Regions from separate parts of the Homo sapiens genome. Here region 1 is linked to region 2. Evidence: read pairs that join two places in POLR2A ChIA-PET (ENCODE). Cell type or tissue: Panc1. All regions are shown on one strand. Links, peaks and the distances in the headings refer to the core of each region. The heading gives the core; the rest is flanking DNA.

Region 1 (5,312 bases), core at 453-4,452, 96 kb before region 2:
ATCTCAAAAAAAAAAAAAAAAAAAGATTCAGCTCAAATGGGAAATCTCCCTGACCGTTTCTCTTCACACAGAATAAGTACCATGTCCACCAAACTCCAGCTACACTTTTTAAAATAAACCATTACTCACATTTTGCTTTTTATTTTACCTTTATTACTTTTGTTTCTGTCTGTGCTAGATTGTGAGCCCCTTGAGGTCAGGGACTGTATCTTGTTCATCTTCATTCTAACAGCTTTATGTTCAGTTAACACTAGTAGAGCAACCAAAGATGAGCATTTTAAAGTTAAGGATTTATAGTTACACCTTGGTTAATGAATCTCCAGAATTGATACTCTTTTTTAGTTAGCTTTGTTTAAAATTCAAATTATAAGTCCTGAGAAGCAGTATTGGCATGTGATGGTGTTTCTACAAAGCCTTACAGCTTTGCAGGATAAAAATACCTCAGCACACAGTTTCTCTTTGTTCACTCACAGTTGAAAATCAACAGGGTTAACCTTAGGCAAAACTATGAAGTATGGAAAGTTTGTCTTTATTATCCAGGCATCTCCTGTTTTTACTTTTTCCCCTTAGCAATGTCTGTCTTTAGGTGTCTACTTTTTATCTTGTTCTGATCTTTTCTAGCCTGTCAATTCTGGATATATTTTAAGAATGAATGGGCATAAGTCAAACTGGGTATTTGGTTTTAAACCTTTTATTACTAAGTGTGAAATAAAAGCCATTAGATTACCTGTTCAAGTAATTTGAGTAGGCAGATTTTTTTCTCCCCATGGGAAAGAAAGAGAACTCACTGAAATTAAACCATTTATAGATTGGCCCCAAACACAAAATTAAGGAATCGTTTTAGTTTGCTGGAGGATTTGTCACCAGGACAACCATCTCTGCTTCGTGGGCCAAATGGGCAGATCTGACCTAGCTGCATTTGTTAGAGATCTGTTCTGAGGATTTAAAATGGGTGCTGAAGGTGACCCACAGAAGTGACCAAATTCCCTTAGGCAGGAGCAGGACAGTCACTGACTAGCCCATATGGCATCTTTGTACGTATTAGAAAAAGGTGCTCCTTCCTCAAGTGTTTTTATTTTTATCTGTCAGAAAATTGTGGTAATTTACAGATTTTGTTAAACAAGAAATTACTGCCATCTGTCAGAAAATTGACACGATAATTGCCATCTCTCATGTGAATGTGCCCCTTTAACACAACGTCATTGTGCACTATAAAACAGGCTGATCTAGGAAGGGGCTGCACCCTCCAGTTTGCTGCAGGCCAATGTGTCCTATTTTCTTACCAGTTTACTTAAAATTTAAGTAATTTCAAATAAACTTGCCTGTCCTTGCAGGCACTGGAATTTTCAATTCTTGGTCTTTGATTTTTCTGAAACATTTGAAAATGCAGAAAAGATACCACATGTTCTTTGTTCAAGAAAAAGGGTCTCATTTAGGGAATTGAATTGATGGGGTGCCGAATGGTCTGGGATTGTTAAATGCTGTTAATCAAGTCTTTAGCTTACTATTAGGAAGAACTAATTTAGACTTTGGGATGATCAGGATTTAAATATTCCTAGTAGTTTGTCACTGACAGTACAGGAACACCTGACTCCTAAGTGTGTTACATTCTATCTGTCTTGCTTGAGACTGTAATGCAGTTGCCATGGGATGTATTGTAAAGAAAACTTGAATTATTTAAGGAATCTTTGAGTTTCTAAGTAGAGAAAGAGAAGATGTTGGGGGTTTTTTTGTTTTGTTTTGTTTTTTTTAAAAAAAAGGCTGCTCAAAGGAAATGACTTTCAGCTAGAATGGTTCAGCCTGCATAGTGGGTCCCTCACTTTTATATGGCTTCATATTTTATGAATTAGAAGTTCTTTTTAGTGACTATCCTTAAAAAAAAAAATCTCATTTCCTTTCTCACAAAAAAGAAAATTGAATCACAGAAAAGTTGCGATTTGCCCAAGGTCATGATTTGTAAATGGCAAAGCTGGAATTTGAACCCACATCTGATTGATTCCAAAGGAATCAGCTGACAAGCTACCTCTTTCAGCTTTCAGTTTCAAAAGGTTGCCTGGCTTATTCGTAGGAAAAGAGAAAGGAGCAGCTGGTACTGTCTCTCTCCTCCCTCTTATTGAATGACCTTCAAAGTCCCACAACTTAAACCAACATTGTTAGTACCATGGTTCCGTTACATTATAAAATAAATACAAGATTCATATAAGATGTAAAATGGTCTCATTCTTTTAGTTTGGAATTTTTATCTAATTTCTGATTTTTTAATTTAAAAGCGAACTTTGATAGCATGATTGAATTGAATTTCAAAGCTCCATATTTCTGCAGGAGAGGTAGGACATTAAATGATTTTACGAGTCTGTGAAGTTTACTTTTCTGAAGTTTATGTGAAATCTCTAATGCTGTGTGTGGGTAGTTTTAATGAACTAGTAGTTGTGCTGTTTTGAAGATCTGCTAATCTATAATGTACCCCAGATATTTCTATTGTCATATATTGTACACTTTTGTTTTTATGACTTGAAAGCCTCAAAATGTCTAAAACCTTTTTCTTTTAATGTGTTATATATTTGAGGAAATCCCAAAGGAAGGAATTAATAATGTTCAGGCAGAAACTTTTCAAACTGAAAAATAGTACATGTCAGAAAAACGGGAAAGGATGACATATATGGGCGTGGTGAGGTTACATAAAACAAAATATGCCAATGAGCAGTATTCCCAGTAGAACGCGGCTCCATTAGGGCAAAGACCTTTTTTGTCTGATTCATTTATGGGTGTGTTTCTCATGAATAGAAGAGTACCTGACACCTAGTAGGTGCGTGATAAATACTTGTTAAGTAAAGAAAGGAATGAAAAGCATGTGATTTGGCTTTATGCATTTGTGTCCTACAAGCTGCCCAGGGTTTGATCACAATGACTCATTCTTTTTTAAGCTATTGCATGCCAAGTTGATTTATCTGCTTTTGTTACTTCCCTATATTTCATAGCTTCAGAGTGCCATTTATTACTCATTTGTTTAACAGATGTTTACTGAGCATCTAGTGTATACTAAGCAGTGTAACATTAAAAAGCAACCAGATCTTATGTTTCTTGGAAAATTGATCATACTAATTTAATGTAACTAATAATTTAGGGTATTATTTTATGCTGTGTGAGAAATTGGCACAGGCAGTAAATACTAGATTTCAGAAGTCAAACTTCATCATATAAGTATTTTCCATACTTATACTACCATATAAGTATCAGTAGACTTTGACTAGATAAAGAGTGGAGGGAGGGCTCCCAGGCAGGAATGGCACAGCCCAACCAAGGAAGGGATAAAACAATAGCAGTGTTCTGGGAAACTTAGTAGAGGTCACCCTGGTAAAGCCGAGATGGACAGAAAAAGGAATACATAGAATTGCCTGGTCGGTTGGGCTGATGGTAGTTTATTTTGTGCCAGACTGAACGGGCTAGACTTGATCTAGTAAGAGTCACTGATCGAGTGTATTTTACTCTGAGGGGGGTTCCTAGGTCTCCTTCAGGGCTCTGTCTTTGGTACAATTCTTCTCCTTTGGTTACTGACCTTAGTCATCTTTGTAGGCTCCTACTTACCGTCTGAACTTTTTGCCTCCGACCTTATCTTGGTAAGTGATCCCATCTGCTTAAAATGTATGTGTGTGTGTGTGTGTGTGTGTGTGTGTGTCTGTGTGTGTATATATATAGAGAGAGAAACCCCAGAATTTGTATCTCTGGCCTAGACCCCTCTAGACCTCTCTCCTGAGCTTTACACTCATGTACACCATTCCCCTTCAGAGCTCTACTTGGATGTCTCCTTCGTGTTTTAACTTCACATGCGTAAAATTGAATTCTTGGTTGTTAGCCCACCTCTAATGCAGTGTCCTCCCTGCCCCCAGTCTTACCCATTTTTTACGCAGTTTCTCAGGTAAAAAACCTGGGAGTTATCCATGATTCTTCTTTTCTTGACAAGACACATCTAGTCAATGACCAAGTCCTGTTAGTTGTACCAACACAATACACCCTGAATCCTACTACACTATTCTAAGCTGCCATTTTTGCTCCAGAATATAAGTTCAGGACTGACTATATAATCTGCAGGACCTAGTGCAAAATGAAAATATGGGGCCTTTTGTTCATACATTATTAAAAATTTCAAAAAGACCACTGAGGGACTTATCCATGTAACCAAAAACCATCTGTACCCCCCAAAACTATAGAAATTTTAATAAAAATGAAATCAGTGACAGTGGAGCATTAAATCAAGCTCAGGGCCCTTCCAAGTGGGGTCCCAGTATGACTGCACAGGCTCCCTCTTCATGAAGCTGGCCCTGCCTCCACTACTGCAGTAACCTCCTAAGTAGTAGCTCCTTCCTTCCCCCTATGGACCATCCCTCACAGGTCAGACTCATTAGTGTAGATCTAGTCATACCACTTCCCTGCTTATTGCAGTTAAAATAAAATGTACAAATCCTGCATCATCTGGCCTTCAGAACTTTGATCTGATCCTGAAGCTTTTTTAACCTCTTCTTCCACTACACATCTCATTCATTAGACAGCAGCCATAGTTGCCACCTTTTATCTGTCAAAAAGAACAAGTATAGTCCCATCTCAGGGCCCTTCTTTCTGTCTAAACACATATCTTTCATCAGATCTTCAGTTGGTAGCCCCCTTCCAACCATGCAGTTCTCTCAGTTTATATGGAACCTCCTCAGATGGGCCTTTCTCGACCACTGCTGGGTGAAATAGTATAGACTTCTCCCCACCGCCGCCACTACCACCACCTAATTATGTGCTATGACATTACTCAGGTTTATTGTATTCTTAACACTTACCATTGTGTGACTACCTTAATTAATTAATTATGACATACTGACTATATCTCCACCACCTAGCATAGTGTCTCATACATAATAGTGCTCAGTAAGTATTCATTGCACGAATGAATGTTTATCATAACCTTTTTAGCCTCTTTCATTTTAGGAGATTTATCTGAAGTTAACAATGTTTTTCTGTTAACAAAAGGAATACATACAATACAAACAAAATCCTTTGGGATTTTGTTTATTTGGGAATTTAACAAGGGCCCTTCCCTTGTTAAGTTTTTTATTTGTTGAGTCCTTATAAAATTGAATTGACTTTTATTTAATGTATTCCAAGTTAATTTTAGAATCTCAATGAAAGAAGCCCCCTTCTCTTTAAAATGGCATGTCTTTAGTATAACATATCATGATACATAAATGTACTTTAGCTTGGATAAGGAATTAAAGATGTCATTTCCTGTTAGAACTAAGGTTAATACTATAGGATGAGCACATTTTTTT
Region 2 (5,312 bases), core at 551-4,550:
CTCCCGAGTAGCTGGGACTACCGCTACACCACGCCCGGCTAATTTCTGTATTTTAGTAGAGAAGGGGTTTCACCATGTTGGCCAGGATGTTCTCGATCTCTTGACCTCGTGATCTGCTGGCCTCAGCCTCCCAAAGTGCTGGGATTACAGGCGTGAGCCACCGCACCCGGCCTTATTTATTTATTTATTTATTTATTTATTTATTTAGTAGAGATGGGGGTTTCACCATGTTGGCCAGGCTGGTCTTGAACTCCTGACCTCAAGTGATCTGCCGCCTCAGCCTCCCAAAGCGTTGGGATTACAGGCATGAACCACCCCACCCGGCCATACCCAGAGTTTCTTATTTTCAGATGAAACATTTTGCTTGATGCCAACATTCTTGTTAGATGTTTTTGTTTGTTTTTTGTTTTTAAGACAGGGTCTTACTTTGTCACCCAGGCTGGGGTGCAGTGGCATGATCTCGCCTCACTACAACATCTGTCTCCCAGGTTCAAGCGATTCTCCCACCCCAGCCTCCCTAGTAGTTGGGACTACAGGTGATGACCTCCATGCCCGGCTTTTGTTTGTTTGTTTGTTTGTTTTGTATTTTTGGTAGAGATGAGGTTTCACCATGTTGCCTACCAGTTCTGGGATTACAGGTGTGAGCCACCATGCCTGGTCTTGTTAGGTTTTAAAGCCCATATTGTTTTCTGATCTGATTTTTTGTTTTGTGCTTTATAAAGCAAATATTTATGAAGTATCCACAATGAAGTACCCACAAAATGTGTTCTTAAAGTGAAAGCTAAAATAGAGCCCTTGTCCCTGCTTTCATGGTCCTTCTGTTCTAATGGATGTCATTCTGATGGGGGCTACGGTAACAGCAAGTCAGGGTCTCACCCATCAGAAGGTAATGGTATGTCAGTCGGGAGGCGGGATAGAGTGTCGGGCACTGCTATTTAGATGGTTCTTTAGGAAAGCCCTTCCTGATAAGAGAGCAGAGACCCTAAGAAATGAGAGTGTAGGCTGGGCGCAGTGGCTCACATCTGTAATCCCAGCACTTTGGGAGGCCGAGGCAGGTGGATCATGAGGTCAGGAGTTCGAGACCAGCCTGGCCAGCACAGTGAAACCCCACCTCTACTAAAAATCCAAAAAAAAAAAAAAAAAAAAAATTAGCCAGGCGTGGTGGCACATGCCTGTAGTCCCAGCTACCTGGGAGTCTGAGGCAGGAGAATGGCTTGAACCTAGGAGGCAGAGGTTGCAGTGAGCCGAGGTTGTGCCATTGCACTCCAGCCTGGTGGACAGAGCAAGACTCCATCTCAAAAAAAAGAAAAAAGAAAAAGAAATGAGAGTGTAAGCCACATGGGACTCCAAGGGCAGAGCGAGCATAAGGTCAGGAGTTGGGGGGGATGTTTGAGGGGCACTGGGGAGGCCTGAGCAACTGGAGCTGAGTGAGGGAGAGGGGACGTGCCAGATGTGTGCTACAGAAAAAATTACTCATGGCCGGGCGTGGTGGCTCACGCCAGCACTTTGGGAGGCCAAGGTGGGCAGATCACTTGAGGTCAGGTGTTCGAGACCAGCCTGGCCAACATGGCGAAACCCCGTCTCTACTAAAAACACAACTCACGCCTGTAATCCCAGCACTTTGGGAGGCCGAGGCGGGCGGATCACGAGGTCAGGAGATCGAGACCATCCCGGCTAAAACGGTGAAACCCCGTCTCTACTAAAAATACAAAAAATTAGCCGGGCGTAGTGGCGGGCGCCTGTAGTCCCAGCTACTTGGGAGGCTGAGGCAGGAGAATGGCGTGAACCCGGGAGGCGGAGCTTGCAGTGAGCCGAGATCCCGCCACTGCACTCCAGCCTGGGCGACAGAGCGAGACTCCGTCTCAAAAAAAAAAAAAAAAACACACACAAAAATTAGCTGGGTGTAGTGTCACATGTCTGTAATCCCAGCTACTCAGGAGGCCGAGGCAGAAGAATCGCTTGAATCTGGGAGGCAGAGGAATCAGTGAGCCAAGATCACGCCACCGCACTCCAGCCTGGGCGACAGAGGAAGATTCCATCTCAAAAAGAAGGAAAGGAGAGGAGAGGGGAGGGGAGGGGAGGGGAGGGTCACTACTGACACTTGTTAAAGTGGAATGGCAGACTTTAGTCGGGGGGCCGTCACCATATATATAAGGACTGTTCCCCAGTGGGGGAGAGATTGGGCTCAACTCCAAATCAGCAAGAAAAGGTGGAACGTGCAGCCAGGGGGTGGGGCCCAGGTTTTCTTTTTTTAAATTTTTTTTGAGACAGAGTCTTACTCTGTCGCCCAGGCTGGAGTGTAGTGGCACGATCTTGGCTCACTGCAACCTCGCCTCCCAGGTTCAAGCAATTCTCAGCCTCCCAAGTAGCTGGGATTACAGGCGTGCGCCACCACGCCCACCTAATTTTTATGTTTTTAGTAGAGACGAGGTTTCACCATGTTGGCCAGCTTGGTCTCGAACTCCTGGCCTCAAGTGATCCACCTGTCTCGGCCTCCCAAAGTGCTGGGATTACAGGCATGAGCCACCGCGCCCAGCCCCAGGGCCCAGGCTTTCTAGGGCCTAAACTGATACCATTTGTGAGGCCCTGGTTAAGGAAATGAATATAAAATAATGAATCCAAAATGAGGTCCGAGAATGAATATTTAAAGGCGCCCTTAACCTAGGGTCCACAGTCCCCTGTAGCTGGGAGGTGGGTGCGCCTTTGGGCCAGGGCATGTGCACTCCTTTGTGCCAGTCTCTCCCCAGCTGCTCGGCCTGTCAGCACCTGTTGCTGTTTCAAATTTGCAGCCCTGCAGCCCATCCAGCCTGAGTGTGGCCCGCTGAACTCTGGCCAAAGGCCAAAGTGCCTTTAAATGAAGGTTGTCCAGCCTTGACTGAGATTAGAGTAGACAGATAGATTAACCCAAATAGTTAATCTGCCAAAAATGTCCATCTTAATTTAAGTTGGAATATTACATGAAAAAAAAGTTGGAATATTACGTGAAAATGTAACATAAAGGCCAGGTGCCATGACTCACGCCTGTAATCCCAGCTCTTTGGGAGGCCGAGTCAGGAGGATCACTTGAGGTCAGGAGTTCCAGAGCAGCCTGGCCAACATGGTGAAACCCCATGTCTACTAAAAATGCAAAAAACTAGCCGGGCATGGCAGCATGTGTCTGTAGTCCCAGGTACTTGAGAGGCTGAGGCAGGAGAATCACTTGAACCCGGGAAGCAGAGATTGAGATTGCGCCACTGCCCTCCAGAAAAAAGAAAGAAAGAAAGAAAGAAAATGTAACATAAGGTGCTAAGTACATAGAAAGAACAATAGAATCAGAGCTCTTTGGGGGGAGTGATGGATTCTGACAGAGGAAGAGGAGGAAGAGGGGGAGGAGGAGAGAGGAAGAGGGGGAGGAGGGGGAGGAGGGGGAGGAAGAAAAGTGGGAGAAAGGAGGAGGAGGAGGAAGAGGAGGAGGAAGCTCTCACAAAGGAAGCAGCATTTATCTGGATTGGTAAACATAAGCAGGCTCTGCCAGGTCGAGGATGGCAGAGGGGTCATTGCAGGAGGCAAAATGGCACCGGCAGCAAGGGGTTGGGTGCAGAGAAGTGGAGGGTATGTTGGGGCTGCAGGGGTCTCGGAGGGAGAAGCTGGAGAGGTGGGCTGAAGAGTGAAAGGCTGGGCTGCGGAAGGCAGGCATTTCAGTGAAGCTGCTGGAAACCATCACAGACTAAAATGTTAATGATTAATCATTTGTTACTATATTAACCCACTGCGAGGGCTAACAGTTTTTCAAAAGGCCCTCTGGAGCCCGGAAGACTTGGCTGAGGGGCAGTCTGTTTTATTTTTTTAATTTTAATTTTTCTAATTATGGAAAATTTCAATAATAACCTGTGTACCCGTCCTCCTGCTTCAGTATTATCAACCAGAGCCCATTTGGTTTCAACTATCTCACCACTCACTTCTCCCTTGCTATATTATTTTAAAACAAATCTCAAGAGATAATGTTCTCTAAAAGATTAAGACTTCAGAGCAGAAGAAATAACTATTGGGTACAAGGCTTAGTACCTGCGTGATGAAATAATCTATACAACGAAGCCCTGTGACACGAGTTTACTTATATAACAAAACTGCACGTGGACCCCCAAACCTAAAATAAAAGTAAAAAAAAAGAAACTAAAGGTAAAAAAGACTAGAAAAAATAACCATAATATCATCAATGTCATAAATTTCTTTTTTTATAGTTTGCTTCAATCAGGATCAAATGTCGGAGGTCTTTGAACCAGAGCAACTCCATCTTGAATAGAGGCTGGGTAAAACAAGGCTAAGTCCTGCTGGGCCTCATTCCCAGGAGGTTAAGGCACTCTGAGTCACAGGACGAGCTAGGAGGTCAACACAAGATACAGGTCATAAAGACCTTGCTGATAAAACAGCTTGCAGTAAATAAGCCGGCCAAAACCCACCAAAACCAAGATGGTGATGAGAGTGACCCCTGGTCGTCCTCACTGCTACCCTCCCACCAGTGCCATGACAGTTACTAATGCCATGGCAGCATCAGGCAGTTACCCTATATAGTCTAAAAAGAGGAGGCATGAATAATCCACCCCTTGTTTAGCATGTCATCAGGAAATAACCATAAAAATGGGCAACCAGCAGCCCTTGGGCCTGCTCTATGGAGTAGCCATTCCTTATTCCTTTCCTTTCCTAATAAATTTACTTTCACTTTACTCTACAGACTGGCCCTGAATTCTTTCTTCCACAAGATCCACAAACCCTCTCTTGGAGTCTGGATTGGAACCCCTTTCCGGTAACACAAATAAGGTTTATACATTGCGATTGGTTGATCTTTTAAATCTCTTATTAATCTAGAATTTATCTGTTTCTTTTTTCTTTTGATTTATTTGTTAAAAAAAACAAAAACAAACTCAAGTTGTTTGTCCTTTAGAATTCCCCAGTCAGGGCTTCAGCAATGGCATCACTGTAGTGTCATATAATATGCCCTCTGTCCCTACAGTTGCCATAATTTGGTATACGGATGTCAATCAGCTTTAGGTTTGATCTTTTGACAAGGCCATTTCATAGTTGGTGGTGTGTTCTTCCATCAGGAAGTATGTAACAGATACTTGGTTGTCTCTCTTTTTGTGATATTAACAATCATTGATACTCAATACCCAGGTAGGAATGGATACGTAGGGCTGGGCCCTGGTGGCTCATGCCTGTAACCCTAACACTTTGGAAGGTCAGAGTGGGCAGATTGCATGAGCCCAGGAGTTTGAGACCAGCCTGGGCAACATGATGAAACTCCATCTCTACAAAAAAATTAAAAAATTAGCTGG

The links. ChIA-PET counts read pairs that join two places held together with the same protein. Peaks named below come from ENCODE experiments on the same cell type or tissue, not always from the same donor. Only the 100,000 strongest peaks of a DNase experiment are listed, where the experiment ranks them.
Region 1: POLR2A ChIA-PET joins it to region 2 with 14 read pairs; 3 of 35 experiments call an interaction of 5 or more read pairs at or near these places.

The regions. Positions count from the first base shown.
Region 1 is chr13:45,217,293-45,222,604 of GRCh38, forward strand. The region is part of intron 5 of GTF2F2 (general transcription factor IIF subunit 2); the gene reads left to right. Among named protein-coding and RNA genes, the nearest start is that of KCTD4, 19 kb to the left of the region's middle. In Panc1, for the core only: no CTCF peak of the experiment used is centred there; a DNase peak (open chromatin) is centred at 2,789; H3K27ac peaks cover 504 bases.
Region 2 is chr13:45,312,906-45,318,217 of GRCh38, forward strand. No RefSeq gene overlaps it. Among named protein-coding and RNA genes, the nearest start is that of SNORA31B, 21 kb to the right of the region's middle. In Panc1, for the core only: no CTCF peak of the experiment used is centred there; no DNase peak of the experiment used is centred there.